2 separate regions of the Homo sapiens genome follow, and region 1 is linked to region 2. The links are chromatin loops, found by intact Hi-C in ENCODE. Cell type or tissue: natural killer cell. All regions are shown on one strand.

What was found. A loop is a pair of places that touch in the nucleus more often than their neighbours do. Peaks named below come from ENCODE experiments on the same cell type or tissue, not always from the same donor. Only the 100,000 strongest peaks of a DNase experiment are listed, where the experiment ranks them.
Region 1: it touches region 2 in a loop (7-fold over the local background); 3 of 110 quality-filtered maps call a loop at or near these places.

The regions. Positions count from the first base shown.
Region 1 is chr11:106,017,835-106,025,834 of GRCh38, reverse strand. MSANTD4 (Myb/SANT DNA binding domain containing 4 with coiled-coils) reads left to right here and starts at 3,595. Exons shown (of 3, transcript NM_032424.3): 1 at 3,595-4,873. RefSeq lists enhancers at 3,054-3,123, 3,954-4,073 and a silencer at 3,514-3,623. In natural killer cell, no CTCF peak of the experiment used is centred here; DNase peaks (open chromatin) are centred at 2,864 and 3,424; H3K4me3 peaks cover 1,690 bases; H3K27ac peaks cover 1,247 bases.
Region 2 is chr11:104,701,489-104,709,488 of GRCh38, reverse strand. No RefSeq gene overlaps it. Among named protein-coding and RNA genes, the nearest start is that of LINC02552, 96 kb to the right of the region's middle. RefSeq lists enhancers at 3,549-3,668, 3,679-3,808. In natural killer cell, no CTCF peak of the experiment used is centred here; DNase peaks (open chromatin) are centred at 2,938 and 3,498; H3K4me3 peaks cover 1,014 bases; H3K27ac peaks cover 3,326 bases.

The DNA.
Region 1 (8,000 bases), 1.3 Mb before region 2:
AAAAAATTAAAAATAGAGCAACCATACAATTCAGCAATTCAGCAACCCCACTATTGGGTATATATTAATAAGGAAATGAAATTAGTATGTCAAAGACATATCTACACTTCCATGTTTATTGCAGTATTACTCATAATAGCCAAGATATGGAAATAACCTAAGTGTCCATCTATGGATGAGTTCATAAAGAACCTGTGGTGTGTATATGTATATACATATACATATACATATACATATGCACAATGGAATATTATTCAGCCGTAAAAATGAAGGAAATTCTGCCATTTGCATCAAGAGGACGTTATACTAAGTGAAATAAGCCACACACAGAAAGACAAATACTGTATGATCTCACCTATATGTGGAATCACAAAAACTTGAATTCTACTCAGATGCAGTGGCTCACACCTGTAAGCACTTTGCAAGGCTGAGGTGGAAGGACTGCTTGAGGCTGGAAGTTCTAGTCAGCCTAGGCAACACAGTGAGACCCTGTCTCAACCAAAAAAAAAAAAAAAAAATTGCCAGATGTGGCAGCGATGCCTGGGGTCCTAGCAAGGTGGGAAGATCACGTTTGCCGAGGAGTTCTAAGCTGCAGTGAGGTATGACCATTCCATTGCACTTCAGCCTGGACAACAGAGTGAGACTCTGTCTCTAAAAGGAAAAAAAAAAAAAGTAGAACTCAAAGAAGTAGAGGGCAGAATGGTACTGCCAGGGCTGGGGGTTGTGAAGAAACCTCCAGTTATAAAATGAGTAAGTTATGGGAATCTGTCATAAAGCATGGTGACTATAGTTAATATTATATTGTTTACTTGAAATTTTCTAAGAAAGTGCATCTTAAGTGCCCTCACCTCCCCCCCCCACCCCCCCCCACCAAATAATGGTAACTATGTGTGGTGATGGATGTATTGATTGTGGTAATCATTTCACAATGTATATGTATATCAAATCATCATGAATATATATAATTTTTATTTGTCAATCATACCTCAATAAAGCTGGAAACAATTTAAAAACAGGTAAAATTAATTTTAATAATATATTTTTCTTAACCTAATTATGCAAAAATTATAATTTCAACTTATAGTCAACACAAAAATTATTAGTGAGATATTTATTTTTTTCATGCTAAATCTTGGAATCCTGCATATATTTTACACTTACAGCACATCTCAATTCAGACACTATTTTTAAATCAGAAATACTTGATCTATATTTAGATTTCAAAAAGTTTACAATTGAAAAAGTATACACATAACCCAAATTTTCCAAATAGAAGTATCTAGTAACTTGAATCAAATATCAGTTTTTAAATTAAAGTTAATTAAAATTAATAAAATTAAAATTCAGTTATTTGGTTGTACTAGCCACATTCCAATGACTCATCTGGCTATCACAGTTGGACAGCACAGTTGTAAAGTAAGTGTGTAAGTATCTTTGGGTCAAATCTCTAGCCTGGACTTAAGAAAAATTAAATCAGCAAACAGGTTGATCATGGAGTACTGATAGTACACATTATGGATTACCTTCAAATTCTTCATTGTTGGTCCATATCCACTCAGACAAGATGTAGCTGAGAGGAAATAGTGAGGGTATTTGGAAAAGATACTTCAATTAGCAAAGAGACTGAGGTTAATTGGGGAAAGCTTAGAGTTCATGATACGAAAGCAAAAGTTTGTTAATACTGATTCACCATTCTTGTCCCCATTACTGAGGTAAATAAACAGAGTCAAGTGGTGGACAGGTTCTGAACAGAACTGATAGTGTCTGGTTATGATGGGGATAGCTAGTTATCTTACTTTCTCACTGCACTCATCAAAAAAACACCACCCACCATGAACAAAATCCAAAATTATAAAATACAACTTGTATTTTTCCAAAAATTACAAGTTTCTTTTGATCTACTTTGGCAAAAGTATAGACATGCTTCTTTGACAAACATGTCTATACTTACTGACAAAGTCATAAGTAACAATCTGTAAGATCAATCTGATCATTACATTTTAAAGAGCATATTTCATAATTACTTCCTATTTTATGGGAGAGTTCCTCCAAGAATATCCAGCAAGGATGCACCATTCCTCCAGAATATTCCACCATTTATTTACCAAATCTTTTTTGTCTGTTACATTCTAGGCACTGTGTTATTCACAACAGTAAACAAGAAAAGCCCCACCCACATAAAATATGTGGGAAGTGCTGTCAGAGGAAAGGCCGTGATGAGAGCTCGCTGAAGTAGGCTTGCAGATTTAGTAAACAAAAATTTTTATTTTTTTAAATTTAGCAAATAAACATATGGATACCAAATATTCCATTGGACAGATTAAAAATTATTTGCTTTTTATCTGAACTTCAAATTTAACTGAGCGTCCTGTTTTTATCTGGCAAACCTACAGGGAAGGGAATACTTGGAAGTGGAGGGAGGGTGAATGGAGATAATTTTGGAAGCCTTCCTTTAGAAAGGAATTTCTAAAAATGAATGCTAGGCATAGCGGAGAAGCAGGGAGGAAACACAGCAATGCAAACTGACTTCCCAGTAGCCACTGTAGAGTTCAGGAACTGAAAGAAGCAAAGGGAATGGGGTAAGGAAGAAGAAATGTGGGTATAATGTCGAGAGATGAAGGTTGAGGGAAAAGTAGGTGCCTTATTTTTCAGGTTCGATAAGGAGTTTGTACTGTATCACCAGTGGTGAGATTCCACTAAAAAACTTTAAGCAGCTCATTTTGGCTACAACGTGAAGAATGAACTACAGTCCGGCAGACAGGATGTTGGGAGACCAGCTAGGAGGCTACTGATGGAATTCAGGTGAGTCCACAGAGGCCTGGACAGAGGCAGCGGGAAGAAAGGTGCACTAATCACAAACACCTGAACGTGAGACGGCAGAAAATAAGCAACTGCAAACTTGAATATAGAGGAGGACTGGGAGAGAAGAAAGCAGAAGCACATATTTGGGGAAACAGTGAAGAATGGTAAAAAAAAAAAAAAAAAAAAAAAAAAATTCAAATGTCTTCTGGGAAGTATATAGTATGATAAGGACTAAGAAGTGACTCCTAGATTTAGCCATAAGGAAGTCACCAGCGACCTTTGGCACGGGCAGCCTTAGAGGAATGGCTGAGGCCAATTAGGTCGCAGCTGGTCGAGGAGAAGGTGATGCTGGCCTAAGAACCCGACTGGAGCAGCACAAGTTTCCTACTTCTTCTTTGCCCTTTTAACAGGTGAGGGTCAAGGACAAGAGACGAGTTTGGAGATGCAGCGGCCAGTGCCCCAATCAGTTGGAACAGCGCAGCAAGCGGATCTCTAGGGGCCAATCCCTTCCTAGAGTCCACTTGACTGACAGAGCTGCGCGCCACAGACGGGGCACAGACAGGGAGGTGAATCACGAGGGGGCGGAATTCCAGGGCACTAACCCGGAACCGGTTTGGGACTTGATTCCCATTGTGAGGCCAGGCCTAGGGCGGGCTCTCAGCCAGAATGGCTACACCATTCTAACCAATGGATGAGACTCATCAAATGAGCGGCAGCCATATGAGCCATTGGGGTGGCGGGAGATGGGCGGGCCCAGTTAGTGGGCGGGGGATCAATGAAGCATCTTTTTTCCTACCCCCCTTGGGGCGACCGTGGGGAGGTGCCGCCGGGGTCGCAGGTGAGCGGTTCTATGCTGGAGGAGGCGGCCAGGGAAGCGGCGGCTCCGTGACCAGTGGGTGCCCTCGCAGTGGGTAGGGTCCCGGAGGGGTCAGCGGCAATTGGCGCAACGCTTGCTGCCGGGTTTGGTCCAAGGGCTGCGACGTAGCGGGACTGCACGCTCGGGAGAAGTGCCACGCGCGTCTGTCGCCTGACCGGGGAGGCTGGGGAGGGCCCAGGCCACGGAAACAAGACTGCAGAAGTTTCTGGGCACTCAGTCGGGACTCTCATTTAATACCCAGAGAGAGGAGATCTTCCAGGTTGCCCCGACTCCCACCGGGACTCCTACCAGCAGCAACCTCATCATTGTGGCCGAGGCAGGTGCGCGCCCCTGCTCCCCTGGGTGGCCTTCCGGGAGCCCAGTCTAACTCGATTCTTCCCAGGGGCTCTTTTTGGACGGTCCCAAAGGAGGCAGCGGGAGGGAGGTGAAAGATACTTTGATAACCGTCGACCCATAAGTATACTTGTTATGCACCTACCACGAGTTTTAGAGAAGAACATACTTTTTGGCAGGGAAGTGAATCCCCTATAAGAATATAGGGGAGGGGAAAGCCACACTTTAAAGAGAATTTGGGTAGGGTTTGATATTGTAGATTTGTGATGCTTTTCTTCTTGAACTGCTTAACTAATTTACCCTCAAATTTTTTTGATCCGGAACTTGCCGTCTGGTTTTTCTCAGACTTCTTAATTCTGACTTATCATGAAGTATCTAGGAACTTCATTCTCAAGTTTTAGTGCTTGTAAAAAGTTGCCTGGTTATATTATGCCATTGGCAGTACATCATCTTCACAAGGATTACGTAAGTGAACTACATCTCATTCCTGTTTCCAACTAGTGAAGAACGATTGTGAAATGGGATTTTAGAAAATGGCTGTTCTCTGTGATTGGGCATAGAAGGTTTGTAAGTTTTAGAGACTGCAGCTGTTGAATCCTTTCTGCTAAGAGAGCGATGACAGGCAATAGAAAAGGGATAGTGTTTGACATCTAAAATGACATATTTTCACATTTTATGAGGTGTTATATCCCCAGCACCAAAAATAGTGCCTTTCACACAGTAGGAGCTCAGTAAGTATTTTTTGAGGAAATTATTGGGGAATGAATGGATGGTAGAAAACCCAAGCTTCTGTTACTTGGATACCGGCATATAAAGGAGAGGACAGGAAGACAAACATTTCTGGAAATGGCTTTTATCCAGGTAAGCATATCTACAGAACTTCAACAACTCAAGATGCATCAATGCTGGCACTTTCTTGCACTTAATCAGAAAATATCAAGGTTTTAGAAGAAGATTTTCACACAATTAAGCCAAGACTGGGTATCTAAGGTGCATCCCAATATCAATTTCAGTCAGGTTAAAAATGTATTAAAGCCCATTTGATTAAATGAAATAGTTCATCAGTTCAGAATAGATCAGTCAGGACAACGGGATACCACTTTGTAAGTTAGAGATATGGAGTTAGGAATTGTTGGTCAAAAATAGGCCCTGCAAATAGCAACAGCTGCTGTCAAACTTTAAAAATATATTGACTCAGTGGTACTTCAAAAGGACTGCTATTTCTACCATGTACCAATACATTTACAACAATGCGATTTCTAAATTGATCTCAGATTCTAAGAGCAAAATCTTACGGTGGATATCTGCATAAATTTGGACTCTCGACAACTTCAATCATTTTTATTATATACTTATATTGGTTATATATTTATATGTTACTACAGTAACAGTTCTTCCATATTAATGGTAGCCTGCTTGAATTTCAAAAAACTTTCACAGTTATATTTGTCTCTTTCAGTTCATTTTTAGCAAATAATAGTCTTATTAAGCCAGAATTCGCTTAGTAAGATTTGCTGCTTGGCACTATCCTAATTTTCCAGCTTTAATTCCTGATACTTCTTTCTTTTATTTCTGTCCCTCATTAGTCTGTTTTATAAGACCCAAATCAAATGCTGATTCTGACTCAAAACATTCCTTGATCCCATCAAAGATTTGTCTTTCTTATGAATATCCAGAGTATTTTGTTAGTATTTCTTTATTGTAGTTTTTGTATATTTGCATTATTCATCCAGTGAAGAAATATTTGTTAATTACATTCAGATACTGTACTGGGCAATGGATAATAGCTGACATTTGTGGGCTTACTATGTCTTAGGCATGATAAACTTCTTAATCGGTTTATCTCTTTTAATCTTCAAAACATCACGAGTATTAGTCTATTATTCCCATTTATAGATGAAGAAACAAGTTTAAGAGGTTAAGTAATTCGCTGGAGATCACAGAGCTAGTTAAGTGGTGGAATTGGCATACAGCCTTAGGTAGTCTGTATTCACAACCTTCAGGTTACAGACTTCATTACAATTTGTTTATGTACTTTTTTTATGCATCTGTGTTTTACTAAGTTGCAAATTATTTGATAGCAGGAATAATATATTCGTATCTGATCTCTTATTGCTCCTAATGTAAATCAGTGGTGTAATAAAGCTGATAGTGGAAGCACATAGGGAGGACATCAGACTTAGGTGAATGGGAACAGTGAAGAGATCCTGGAACAGAAGACATTTAAACAAGAGTGCTGAAGGATGAGTAGGCATTGGCCTGACGAAAAGGCAGACACCATGGAAATGGGGAAGATGACCTGGGGAAATATATGTGTGATAGTCCAAGGTCAGGGACCATGATGGCTTGAGTTGTGCTGTTCCAGTATGGTAGCCAGTAGCCTTACATTATTGAATGTAAATATCTCAATAATTGTTTATATTGATTATATTTCAAAATAACATTTTGGATATATTGGGTTAAATAAAATACTCACTTTTACCTGTTTCTTTTTACCGTTTTAATGTGGCTACTTGGGGATTTAAAATTACATATAGGGCTCTTACATTTCTATTGGACAGCACTGATCTAGAATTTAGAGGGATTTGAAAATGACTGGTATTGTGTTTGTGTGCCACCTACATGTGAGTACATGTTTGATGAGGAAGGTGGATTGGGAAAGTAGGTTGGGAGTTGGTACTGGAGGTGATGGATAAGACCAGAAAAGGTAGATGGGAAAGTGTAAAGGTAGGGTTCAGATAGGGTTTACAATAGGAAGAGAGGAAGAGCAAGGGAAGTAAACTTACCTCTTAAGTGCAATGGAAAGCCTTGAAAGGTTTTAAACACTCAGTATATACCTATTGAATGACACAGTGTCCTAATTAATTCATCTAATAATGCATGTTCCTGATTTATACTACTAATTCAGTCATAATTTTTCCTAATGGAGATATGGATAGGGGTCTAAAGACATTCTACTTAGAAGAAAATTTGGTTCTCAAGAGAGCAGTCCTTTTCTTCTTATATCTAAATCACCTAAGCTTTCATTCATTCTTTTGATGTGTTTCCAACAAATAGGAGTGTGAATTGGTCCTACAACTAGCATATTCTTCTTGCATTTGACATAACATTCTCTTGGGCATATTTTTCCATAAATAAACCAGCTTTGTCTGTATTTTAAGTCTTTTGTGGCAGATGAGGTCTTTTCTTAATAATCTCCTAAAGGAAGTTTCTTAGGAGCTACACCATTTGCTCTCTGCCTTGCCTTTCTGTACATATTTCACCAAGTAAACTCTTAACATTGATTCTCTAGTTGGGTGGTTCTCAATCCTGGCTGCAAATGAGAAGCACTTGGAGAGCTTTTAAACTCTGAATGCCCGGCCCCATTCCAAAGATTGTTTTAATTGGTCAGAGATGGGAACTGGTTATAGGTATTTTTAAAAGCTCTTTAGGTTATTTTGATGTGCTATAGACCTACACTTTTGAGTAGATTAGCTACTAAATACATGTTCTATTGGGTTCTTGAAATGTGACTAATACAAAATGAGGTATGTTGTAACTGTAAAGTACACATTGTATTCTAATGACAGCGAAAGAAAACAATGGAAAATTTCTCATTGATAATTTTTATATTATTGCATATTGAAATAATATATTGACTATACAGCATATGGAGTGAAATAAAAGCTGTTAATATTAATCACCTTTTCATTTCATTTTTACTTCACTGGGATCACTAGGAAATTTTAAATTACGTGTGTAGATTACATTGTATTTCTATTGAACAGTGCCACTCTAGCCTAGACTGTTGCTACTCAAGATGCGGTCCGAGGACGTCATTTGTCAAAAATGTAGAATCCCAGGCCCCACCGCAGACCTGAATCAGAGTCTGCATTTTAATGGGGTTCCCAGGTGATTCATATACATGCTATAGTTTGAGAGACACAGCTCTAGCAACATCTAAAAAATGTTTTTCAATTGTATAATTTTTCTTCATTTCTTATTATTT
Region 2 (8,000 bases):
ATTTGGGAATAGGTAGTATTTGCCTAGGTGTTGAAATATAGGTATTAGTATTGTTTAGCAAGAGAGGAAGCTAGATGAAGAATGTGTGAGAACCTTCCAGGAAGAAACACCAACAAAATCACAACCAAAGACAAGGTGGCAGGAAAAGAAAATGGTATTTAGTTAACAGAGAATTGAATTGAACTGTCTAGATGAGGACAGATAGAAAGTAGTGGAGAAGGGGCTAGAAAGGTCAAGCGTTGGCTTTTTTTTTTTTTTTTTTTTTTTTGACAAGTTCCTGCTATGTTGCACAGGGTGGAGTACAGTTGCTATTCACACATGTGGTCATAGTGCACTACTTCTGGCCTCAAGTAATCCTCCTGCCACCCTCTGGAGTGGTTGGGGCTACAGGTATGCACCAATGCATCTGGCTATGGGCCTTTTTGTGGGGGAAGGAAGCAGCAATGTACTACCTGGTTAAAATGTTTGAAGAGCTTGAAGGAGATAGGTATGGATCAGGTAGAACAGTATGTTTCCTATTCTGTATTATTCTGGGGGGACAATGGCTGCAGGGGATTGGCACTAGGAATAGAAAACTGAAGAAAGAGCTAAGCTAACCAAATAGAATTATAACCTACAGGAATTATATCATGTTTTCCTTAAACTACAGGTGTTCGTCCCAATAAAAATCAATACTAATTGTTATTTTTCTATAGACCAGACATGCTTTGCAGAAACATTTCTCTATTCCACTAAGTTCTGTAAAAAATCATCACAACAAATAAAAACAAAAAGTGAATAATTGAAAGCCTTTCTCCAAGAATTAATAATACATTAACATGTGAATAAAACATGTTTCTAAAGGAAATATAATTACTTTTATTCTGAGAGAATGACTTAAAGCATTCTCTTTACCTTAAATATTTATGTTAATTTAGCTTATTATCTTACTAAAATATTTTAACAAATTACTCAATGCAGGTTATGTTAATTCTAAAGCTACAGCTGTACAATTTAAATAACTAAAAAAGTTATTGTCACTTATGCTGCTTATAAGTAGGTGTCACCATTTTTAAATGAACACTTTAATCATCATAATTGTGTTAGTAATTTTGCTACTTATTGCCTGAAGCGCTTAAGTTGAAGATAGTTAGCCATGCCTTAGGGGTCTAGTGTAGTGCTATAAAGAGGAAATTAACTGAAAGATTGATTACTAAAAAAAGTCTGGGACTTGCTTATGTATTGAACATAGCAGTAGGTCACAGATATATTTCAAATTTAACTGTCAATTTTCATTAGTTTTAGTCTTCTTTTTGGCTTATAAATTAAATATAATGGTGATGAGATATTTAAAAAATTAATGTCTTATTCAAAATATATTTAAGCTACATCATTGTGGTGCAATTTATATGAGTCCAGTATGGGGATGCTCTGAATTACTGACGCCATGATAATCACTCAGTTATGGAAGAGGGAATACTTCATTTGCCAAAATAAAAAAGGTGACTACAGGCATAATTAGAAATTATTAATTGTTTGGGATAAACAAGTAGCCTAAGGGTGACCCAAAAGCCATTAGGCAAATTTCAAAAGCAATTAGGTGAGGTTATTATTTCACTGAGGTTGTGTAGTCATAGGTGGTATTTCTTAAGGAGTGGCAAGGGATAACAAGACTCAAAATGGCCTTGAAAGAATTTGATAAGAAGGAAACTATTTGAACTGAATCCCAGGTCTTTTTAATTGGTTTCTATGACCAAAGGCCCTAAAATCTGCATTTAGGAAGTTTCTTAATTCCCTAAAACTGGTTCATAGAATCACTACACAAATGCCAGCAACTGTCATTGTTAAAGAGAATTATTTTTAAAATGTCATCTTAAGCTACTTCATTTTGGAGGGGGCAATTCAGGTGAATTTGTTGGGGTACTTTTGAATAAATAAAAATTAAAAATAAGAGACTTAATTCCCCCATTGAGATAAAGAAAGGGACTTCTTCATCCTCATTTTTATTAGAGCATTTACTTTAGAAACCTTATCATTGTAAGTACATTCTCCTCTCTTCGAAATGTACAGAAATTATTTTGAAAACTAGATAGGTCTTTTGTCAACTTTATGACTCAGGAATACCTTTCAGAGCTTGGAAGCCATCTTTTTGAAACGCTGATATGGTTTGGCTCTGTGTCCCCACCCAAATTTCACCTTGAATTGTAATCACCATAATCCCCACCTATCAAGGGCGGGACCAGGTGGAGGTAATTGGCTCATGGGGGTGGTTTTCCGCCATGCTGTTCTCATGATAATGAGTGAGTCTCAGGAGATCTGATGGTTTTATAGCATCTGGCATTTCCCCTGCTTGCACTCACTCCATCCTGCTGCCCTGTGAAGAAGGTGCCTGCTTCTCCTTTGCCTTCCACCATGATTGTATCTTTCCTGAGGCCTCCTCAGCAATGCAGAACTGTGAGCCAATTAAACCTCCTTTTTTTATAAATTACCCAGCATCAGGTATTTCTCCATAACAGCATGAGAACAGACTAATATAAATGTTAACATAAAGGAAGACAGTGCTCCTATCTCCCAGTTTCTGTGGAAGGATAATAATCTAACTTTTGTGGGCACCTTGCTCCAATTTGCAAAGCTAAAGCTATGTTCTATCATAAAGGTATATGGTTTTGATTGTTTGTTTGTCTCTCTCGATATAGCCAATATGCTAACACAGATGGTCACCCCAATTACAAGGTAAAGTTAGGATGAACTGTGTGACAAAAGGTGCTGTCAGTCCTCTTACTTGACAACTAGTTATTGTTCATCTTGAAAAATGTATGTAATGGGTTACTTGATTATATAAGGGGTAGAGATTCCTTTCTGTCTTTGCAATCTCTTAATGGATTTCCTGTGATGTGCATCATATTATGGTGTAATGCTTTTTCAATAATAAAAGTGTTCTCTTTCTCTACTGTCTTTGTGGATAATTTCTGGGTTGAGAGAATATTTTGTTTTTAATTATATTTCTTCAACACTTGCAAGCCCAAAGCCTTTTTAGTTAATGTGGATATGTGAAATACACTGGTATAAGGATGTGTCAACAGTAGTGACTATGGGAAACAGGTCACTGTTAACAGCATGAAAATTCCATTTTTTAGCACTAGCCAATATAAATAAACAAAATTTTAGCTTATAGACTGACAGTCTGCAGTACTGCTTTATGTGTAGGCTGTGTTCTTGAAAATTTCACATATATATATACACACACACATACACACACACACACATAAAAGCCCATAAATTGTTTTTAATTTAAATAAATTGGTCTTCAGATATCTTGGGGGCAGCCACTTTTGCAGTTTCATATTTTTGTAATGCCAATCCAGCAGTACCAACATTATCTCATCTGTAAATTCAGATCTCTCTACATAAAACTAACAGAAACTCATTACTTAGTATACTGTGGTGAGAAACTTCCTGCCATACCAGCTCCTCTGCCTCCATTAAGGACCATTATGACAGACACACCACACAAAAGCACCCCGTCAGCTAGACTTGTTCCTGGAAATGGCCAGCCACAGAAAATCTTCAGTCTCTAACATTGAATAAGACTTCCTGTTTTGAAATATTCTGAAAATGCCGGCTCACCTAGTTCCAGCACACCAACTAATCTCAAATATACCTGAATAAGTCTCTGCTTCCACATCCCACTTTAATGTAATGCTCACCAATTAGAGACGCTTTCAGCATTTTTTTCTTTTTTACCAGGTAAAATTTACTCTCATTTCTAACATCCTTGTACCTCTGCTGAAATGAAAGTGATGACAGATGGGTTCTCTTCCTGCACATTTATGAATAATCAGCCTGTGTTAATTTTAACTTGGGTTCAGTTTTGTATTTGACAGTGTATGATGTATATTTACTTGTTTCTATCCTACACAGTGTAAAGGCTTTCCGAGGGCAAGAGTGTATATGCTTACATTTTTACTGCCTGACACTGCCTGGCACACTAGGAGATCCAATTTATATTGACTGGACAGATTCATGTGTCTTGATAAAGCTGTTAGTTAAAAAAGAATCCTTAGTTTTAATGGTAGTGTATTTTATGGAAGTAAACAAAGACCATCTGAATGAGAACAAGCAAAGTTTATTTATTCAGAGTTTTTAATTGCAAAGGAATCAGCCATCATTGCTTGCATTTTGGCAGACTCAAAGTGCAGCAGAAAAGTAGGGAAGCTTCATAGTTGAGAAGAGGAAAGGCTTCAACTATTATTCCCTGATTGGAGGCTGTTGTTGTGGGGTGGCTAACTAGAAGTGAAGCATCGATGGAATTGGTTAGAGGTGTATAACTGGCTTTCTCTAGTTGGTCCTAAGTTGGAAGCAGGGACAAAAATTATTAAAGTTGTCAGTTATTAATCAAGGCCTGGTCATTTGGGGTCAATTGTAATAGGAGTTATTGTTTGGCTTCCTGGATTTATTATTAGAGATAACATTCTGACTTCCTACAAGTCAGATGTGTAGCAAGCTGGCATCCTGTGCTGGTAGCTGCAAATTGTGGGTTAGGGTTCTATTTTTCTATATGGTCTGGCTTTCACTCATTTGTATATTCTGTCTCTCAATTCCTTCAGTAGCATCCTAGAAAAGACTCTATTGTTAGTTCATCCTTCTTATTGAGCAGATCTATCTTCCTTATCCAGACTCTAAAAGCTTTAGGGATCCCTATTGCCTAACAAAAAAAGTCAAAATCCTTTAGCCTGGCACAATCCAGACTCAAACCATCTTCTCGGCCTTTATAGCCTGCTGTTCTCTTCCATGCATCCAGCAATGTAAGCAAACTGGAGTCCTTTCTATTGCAAAATACAACTATGCTTTCTGGCTTTTGTGCCTTCAAATCAGCTCTCTCCTTTTTTTCTGATCTCTTCTCCATCCACTTTCCATCTCTGCCAATTCCTAGCTGAGAATCCCTGAAGGCCAAGTTGAAATGTATTTTCCTTTTCTGAACATTTCATAAAACTTCACTTTAAATGCTTTTCAGAGTAAAGTACTATGTAACTATAATATGTATACATTGCTTTTATCTATGTTAGAAAAATTATCTAAACCTTGAAAATAAGAAAAAATGTGAATAGCACATTTTTTCAGTGTCCCATGAAAGCAAAACATCATTTATGGGAATGTACATGATTACCTCACTATTTACCCAAGGTCTAAGACTTAAGAAAGGGAAGTTAGACTTTTAAACTGATTTTTTAAAAATTAGACTTTAACTTGTAGACTTTTTTAGAAAGATGAAATTAATTTCTCTCTTGTACGATATACAATTCCAAAATTTTATATCCCTTTCTATGAGTTTTGTCTCTAACCTGGTGATCTCAAATAATATTACTTACAAATAATTACTTTTCAAATGTTCTTTATATCAATTAAAACTTCTTATTAGGCCCGGCGCGGTGACTCACACCTGTAATCCCAGCACCTTGGGAGGCCGAGACGGGCGGATCATGAGGTCAGGAGTTCAAGACCAGCCTGGCCAACATGGTGAAACCCCATCTCTACTAAAAATACAAAAATTAGCCAGGCATGGTGGTGTGCACCTGTAATCCCAGCTACTGGAGAGGCTGAGGCAGGAGAATCTCTTGAAGCCAGGAGGCAGAGGTTGCAGTGAGCGGAGATCACACCATTGCACTCCAGCCTGGGCAACAGAGTGAGACTGTCTCATAACAAAACAAAACAAAAACAAAAAAAACTTACTTGTTCCTTTGTTAATTAAGAACTAGAATACAATTTTTGACATGTGTACATTTTATATATTCATGAGTCATGCTTTTACCCATTTGGAAGTTATACTTTGAGATGGGTGTGTTAAAAACACTGTTAGGAGAGTGAACTATTCTGTATGGAACTAGAATGGTGGCTACATGTCCACCATTTGTCCCAACTCACAGAATGCACAACATCAAGAGTCAACCCTAATGTGAACTATGGAGTCTGGGGGATATAATGTTTCAATGTTGATTCATGGATTATAACAAATGGACCACTCTGGTGGGGGATATTGATAATGGGAAAGGCTAAGCATGCATAGGTACCAAGGTTGTATGGAAAATCCTGTGCCTTCTGCTTGATTTTATTGTAAACCTAAAACTGCTCTGGAAAAATAATTAATTAAAAGCAAAACAAAACGTAACACCTTAAGGTGTGCTTTAATTTTTTTCCATTGTTTATTTCCTTAGAGGTCTCATTCCATTGTGTTATATATAATATACGTTCAATACATGCTTGATGAATAGCCTATCCAATTTTGGTTAATAATGAATCCAAAGAAACATTTCTTTTTGAATAACCAGAATATAATCTTATATCTTTAGTGAAAATTTATGTTTTGGTTAGGTTTTTTTTTATTAGCCAAACGATATTTGGCTCATCATGTAAGTTGATTAAAATGTGTAAGTGAAATGTATGTTTACTTATATCATCAGATGACAATAAATAATTTGTATTATTAATAAAAAATGTAAAGCACACAAATAAGCCATAACCTCAATTAAAAAGTCAAACAACGCTCTTAAAGCTCCACATTATCAGGTGGCATTACTCAGTCAGAGGTATCTTTATAAACTCAAAACCTGTAATTTGGCCTACAATAGCACCTGAAATGAATTTAATTCCCTGATGTCAACACAAACAATTTCAAAGTGAAGTTTTCTATGCATGTAGAAAGTTATATATGGAAGTTCTTAAGTTACCTGACAGAAACAAATCCATGTTGTAGACAAAATGTCAGTGGGATTTAAGAAGAAAAAAAAAAAAAAAAAGAGGTTACATGAGGGACAATGAGTTATCTCAAGCTTGAAATTAACATATAATCTGCAGCAAATACATATACTTGTGAAATAGCTTTATCCAAAAGAAAATCCGTCTCGTGTAAATTTTCAGCAGTAATATATGAAAAGGATAATACATCATTCCCAGGAGGCTTTATCTAAAGAACAAAAAGCTGTTTTAACTCTCAAAAATCAATCAGTATAATTCATCATATTAATAGAATAGAAAAGATAAGCCATATGATTATCCTAATAGATGCATAAAAAGCAATTGACAAAATTCAATACTGATACCTAAGAAGAATTTTGCGTAGAGTAAGATTGGAGGGGAATTTCTTCAATCTGATAAAGGGAACCTATGAAAAACCTGCAGTTGACTGTGTACTTAATGGCAAATTATTGAACTCTTTCCCAATGAGATCAGAAACAAATCAATGATTACCATTATCACCACTTCTATTCAACATCATACTAGAAGTCTGTTTATGTAAAAAAATCTTAAACTATCTAAAAACAGCTACTAGGCCTAATAAATGGACTAAACATAGTCACTACAGATAAGGTTAATATGCCAAAACCAACTGTATTTTTATATACTAGCAGAAAACAGGAAAAAAAGTTAAAATTTTAAAATCTACGATAGCATTAGAAAACAAGTTATTTAGACTTTCTAAATTTATGAATGTTTTGGAGAATTTTATCTTAGTGATCTACATGTATGGTGTACTTTGAGCAGTATATTTTATACATGGTCTACTTTAATCTTCAAAACAACTTTATGAGGTAGGTGATGTTTTTCCTACAGCACTTGTCAAAACGACACGGCTTGAAAGAGACAGAGATAGGGTTTAACTCTGTGTTGAGAAAGTGACTCTAAGTCCATACTGTTCCTATTACACCTCAGGAAAAATTACAAAGTATTACATTAGTCCATTAATATTTTAATGAATCATTTTCCCATAGGTATCAGTAGGCTTAAAGCACCTTTGATAAAAGTTACTTTATATCAAAGTACCTTTATTCATTACAAATAAATGTTGTTATAGGCTAAGAGAGACTGATTTAGAAAAAGAGTAAAAATTTTTTTTAAATGAAAATGGTAGCAATTATTATAAAATTGCATCCAACTATTGGGGTAAAAAGATATAGATCTTCAATATGCTTAGTTTTTTAATATCTTAAAATATTAAAAATGTCCAGTCACATGGAATTAAAATG